Regions from separate parts of the Mus musculus genome. Here region 1 is linked to region 2. A link is a loop called in an ENCODE intact Hi-C map of the cell type or tissue named here. Cell type or tissue: heart. All regions are shown on one strand.

What was found. A loop is a pair of places that touch in the nucleus more often than their neighbours do. Peaks named below come from ENCODE experiments on the same cell type or tissue, not always from the same donor. Only the 100,000 strongest peaks of a DNase experiment are listed, where the experiment ranks them.
Region 1: a loop joins it to region 2, with 2.9 times the contacts of the local background. A loop is called at or near these places in 3 of 42 quality-filtered maps.

Annotation. Positions count from the first base shown.
Region 1 is chr19:60,882,312-60,884,811 of GRCm38, forward strand. No RefSeq gene overlaps it. Among named protein-coding and RNA genes, the nearest start is that of Grk5, 6.2 kb to the right of the region's middle. In heart, a CTCF peak has its summit at 1,020; no DNase peak of the experiment used is centred here.
Region 2 is chr19:61,198,342-61,200,841 of GRCm38, forward strand. No RefSeq gene overlaps it. Among named protein-coding and RNA genes, the nearest start is that of Gm7102, 23 kb to the left of the region's middle. In heart, no CTCF peak of the experiment used is centred here; a DNase peak (open chromatin) is centred at 1,230; H3K4me3 peaks cover 742 bases; H3K27ac peaks cover 429 bases.

The sequences.
Region 1 (2,500 bases), 320 kb before region 2:
AATAATCATATTCACCTGCAAATGGCTAACTGAATTCTAGTCTAGCCATCTTTAGTATTAATATACCATCTGCATGAAAAGAACAAAGCAGCCTGAAGAGTCTCATATGGAACAGTTTTCAAATTATATTGTGATGTGAAGATGTATCATGAAGGCAGAATAGTGCTTCCATTTTTTTTTTTTTTGAGACTCTGTTTCAAAACACAAGCAGTGGTGGACAAATGGCTCAATGATAAAGGTGCTTGCTGCCAAGCTTAATGATCTGAGTTTCATCTCTGAAACTCACATGGTAGAAGGAGAACATTAACTCCTGCAAGTTGTTTTCTTACCTCTACCATCCCCCAAAAATGTCTAAAAACCCAAAACCAAAAAAAAAGCAAAAAAACAAAAACAAAAAAACCAAAACCAAAAAACAAAAACAAAAGCAAAATACAAATTTTAAACAACAAACCCAAGCCCAACAAAAAATGATCTATGTGCTTCCAAAATTCCATGTGCTGATATAAAAGGCAAGGCCTTTTCAAGGTGTTAGGTCATGAGGATAGGGTCTTCCTGAGATTAGGGCTTTGTGAGGATACAGCACAGAAACACCATCTATGGAAGAAAGAATCTAGACATACCACATCTGATGGCACCTTGATTTCAAACTTCCCAGCCTCCAAGTCTATAAATTGGTTACCATTTTTGTGGTTCACAAATTACTCAGTTTTAGGTATGTGTTTTGTTACAGCAACTTGCATGGACCAAGACAACCATAAACATAATCACACCCTTTCCAAACACAGAGAGGGTAAATTCAGCCTAGAGAGAGGATTTAGTGTTTTTTTCATTCAGATCTTGAATACACAGGGTTGTGAAGGTTGAACAATAAGCAGCAGACACTCTCTATGGCCCAATAAGCACTCAGGGAGCAGAATTTCCTCTTGTAATACGTGAGAACTGGCCTCACAGATCCAAGAAACGTACAGACTACACCACGTGGAGCCTGAGGTTTACTACTGCCATTCCCAAAGTCCTTGCTAGATGGCATCCTTTATCCACAAAGGAAACTCCTTAGAGGAATGAGCTTTCTAGCTACCTCTGCCTGTCCCAACCTGGGTTCACTCTGGCAGGGATAGATGCTCAAGCCAACTAGATGAATAGGCTACAATGTTAAGGCCTAGGTAACTGTTACTTGTCCAGCCAGCCATTTTGTGCTGTTACTAATGGTATAAGGAAACTTTCTCATGTGCTGTTACTAGGAAACTTTCTCATGCTCTAGGTGATTAGAGAATCTGTTATGCTCTGTGCTTTGTTGCTCTTGGAAAACAATCACAACAGAAGAAGTCATAAGAAGTCATAGTTATTGTGGCTTTGTATAGTTAGCCACAATAAACTTGGACCCAAACTAACTTCCAGGCAGCACTTCCTGCAACTATATATAAGCTTTTATGGTTTTTGCTTTTATAAACTGTCCCTGGGATGGATCCCAACATAAGAAAAATACCTATAACAATAATAAGCTACTTGTAATAAGACTTACATTTTGAGTAGGAGGCAAGTAAAGTTTAAGTTCCCAAGCCCTCCTTGAGAACTGACATCCTACTTGGCAAAAAGAGATGTGTATGTAGGTAACTAATACCCTGGTTGGTAAGTTAAGACATAGATGTTAGATATGGAAAGTCCCCTGTCACAGTTGAATACCCCAACCAATAAGAACAGGATGAGTGTACAACAAAGACATGTTGCTAAGGAAATCCCCCATCCCTAAATCCTGATTGGTGGGATAACTTGGCACAGATGTTTGTAGATTTTAGGCTTAAAAAAACCCTATAGGATCTTGACTCAACCTCACAGTCAGCTTCTGAGTCTGGTCTGTGGCCCTGATCAATCAGTCCTGAGACAAATGCCCAATTAACTATCCCTATTTGAGTGAGATGGTGTTCATGTGGTTTGTGAGGCAACTTCTGGACATAGATCATAGTCTATTTCTTTTACTGTAAACAAAAAGGTCAGTATGTGTATTGCATTATTTAATATCCCAGGTATTCATAGATTTAATTTAGTATATTTCTAGCTAGCTGAGACTTTAATGAGGGAAGAAATGGGTTCTTTTTCCTAAGAATAATATTCACATATCTATGATGGCTCACTTTATATGAGAAAAAGCTTTTATCTAAGGTTTCTAACATTGTTAGGCTTAGTCTGAAGCAAAAGAATGTTTATGTTATTGTAGTATTAAGGTTGACCTTCTAGCCTGCTTCTCCTTGGATTCAGCTACCTGGTTCTAAGGCTTAGCCTAAGGTTCCATTCAGTTTAGTTTGCTTCCTCTTTTAGAAGCAGTTCTTGGCTAGGCCTTGTAGTACATGTCTGGAATTTCTACACACAGGAGGGAGGGTGAGGCAGGAGGATCACCATGATTTTTAGAGGATAGTCTGGTCTATATAGTGAGTCCTTTTACCGTGTCTGTTTACTTCTACATGCATGTACACACAATAAATGTAAAAACAATCAAGACAGA
Region 2 (2,500 bases):
CTTCCACTCTCCTCTGTTTTCTGTCAGGTCTGGCTGCAGTCCAGTCTCCTGCTATTGCTGACCACCGTTACTGTGGTCTCTCCCACCTGCTGCTATTCTTCTGACCCTTCTCAGAGGGTTAGTGTGTCTTGTTTCTCATATGGTGTGTCTCACTGCCATATGACTGGGTCCCCTGCAGCCCTGCCTACCTGCAAGCACTGCCACACCCACCAGTGTATTTGTGAGTTTCTGTCCTCCAAAAGCTCGATTTAGGACAGTTGTGTTATTGTTTGACAGGTGTACCGCCCCAGTCAAACTCCCCACCTGGCACTGTCCCCGGAGTTTGTGCCAGAAGGGAGAGCCCCTCGGGGCTCCCCCCACCCCCCAGCCTCACCGGGTCGGTGAAAAAAAACGATGAGTGGTGGTATTTCACTGGCGGCCCGTGAGGCCGGCGTACCCCACCCCGACCCCTCGCGGGGAACGGGGTGGGGGGCACCGGGGACCTCCCACTTATTCTCCAGGTATAATATGGACAATTACAAAGATCAAAACAATAACAGGTATGGGGAGGAAATTCACAGACCACACCACATGGTATACCCGGGAGTCATGTCTGGAACAGAGCCCTCCCCACCCCCACCCCCCAAAAAGTCCCCATAAACAGGAGAATGGACCTCAAAGGAAAAGTCAGTTGGCATCATAGCCATGAGTAGATGTAGACAGACAGGACCGTTCTAGAATGCCCTGGCCACAGCATTGTCTCAGCCCCCAAAATCTAGAGCCCTGGCCCCAGAGACCAAGGAGCTCCTGGAGAAATTTTAAAAGAATTAAAAGACATTGAAGCTCCAGGGAGACAGGGCTGGGTTCCAATGGCTTGGAAGCCTGGGCAACATCATCCTCTTTGCCTCAAAATTCCAGAGCCCTGCCTCCAGGGACAGAACAGGAGGGGACAAGGAAAACATGAAGTTCCAGGGCAGAATTTAAGAATTCTGGTTGACGTGATCAAGTGCCGCCACCCCTGTAATTTGTCTCAGCAGGGAGCACAGCAACTAACATTCCCCACATAGATCTCCCAGTATTCACTCTGTTAGTGAATATACCCAAACACGACACCATCTCCAGGACAAAGGAGGCACGTGCTGGCTTGCTGGGACTCCTTAACTCTGGCCAGCTCTAGGTAGGGACTTCCTGTCCTCATAGACTGGGGCAAAGGAAAGTTGGAGAAACGAGTCACCACTAGGTGTCGCCCGACAACGGTCTCGATCAACCAAACAAACCAATACAGATCTCTCATGCCACAATTCACTCACTCATTCCGTCTCTCCCAAGGGTCCTCCCTAGCTCAGGGCGGGGCACTCACGCACACATGACAGAGCAGCGTACCCACCCACCACTTCTCCCGAGTGGCACAAACGGTCCCCATCGTCCCGCCCGAACATAGCGAACACGGGCTGGACTCGGGCACCCAAAAACGAAAGTATGACAGGGAGCTGTGAAAACAGGCGAAATCATTCTCTAAGTCAAAGTACGTGACTAACGTAGGGGAACAGTGTAAGACCCCCAAACTGGGGAGACCTCCGCTAAAGTCCCAGGATGAGCTGGCCGGCACCCCAATAACTCGAGAGAAAACCACACCTGATGCAAAACTGCAAGAGGCTTTATTGTCAGCTAGCTGCTCCGTGCTGGGCAGGGGAGTTCGACCACAAGCGGTAACAGTAGGGAGCTTTTAAAGGAAAACGTGAGGAGTTGGGGGAGTTTGGCTACAGCCCTTCTCTGGCAGGTGTCCTTGGTAAATTACAAGGCATGAGGAGTGGGGAGTGAGTTTGTAGCTCTTCTTTGTGGAGTTTATCTCTGTGTCCTTGGCACAGGGAGCCAGGCTAGGTCTTTTTACAATTATCGCATCTCTGGTTGTAAGGTATAGAAACAAAAAGGCTTTTTTGCTGGCTATAGAGAACAAAGAGCTTCTTTCTGGCTATATTTTTAGAGATCAGGGAAAACAAGCTTGGGGGAACGTTTAGAGGCTTTACCTTTCAGGGAGAAACGCTTTAAGTCGGGGTCTCACAACAGCATCAAAACAGGGTGTGCAAGGAGGGAGGCAAAGATGCCTGTTCCACATTATTTAGGTCTCCTTTTCAAAAACACTTAGCCCCCTAGAGTTTGTTGTTACTTTCTGGGCTTTATTGCCACCACTGATGCCTGGCCCCCCTTTGGAAGATTAAATGCTGAGTTAGAGCAAATTAAAAGAGCAATGAGATGGTTAAAATTCCCATTTGTAATTTATTTGCAGGAGTCTACCTGCATATTACAGAATACCAAAAGAGGGTGCCAGAACCTATTAGAACCCACCACGTGGCTTCTGGGAATCGAACTCAAGATTCTGAAAGAGCAGCAGACGGGTCTCTTGCTGTCTGAGTATCTCCAGTCTCTAAGGCTAGAATCTTTACTGAGAAATTCACGTTTAAAACAGCCCAAATATAATGTAATAAATAGAGAATTGCAGTAAAAGAGTAAATTCTAATAA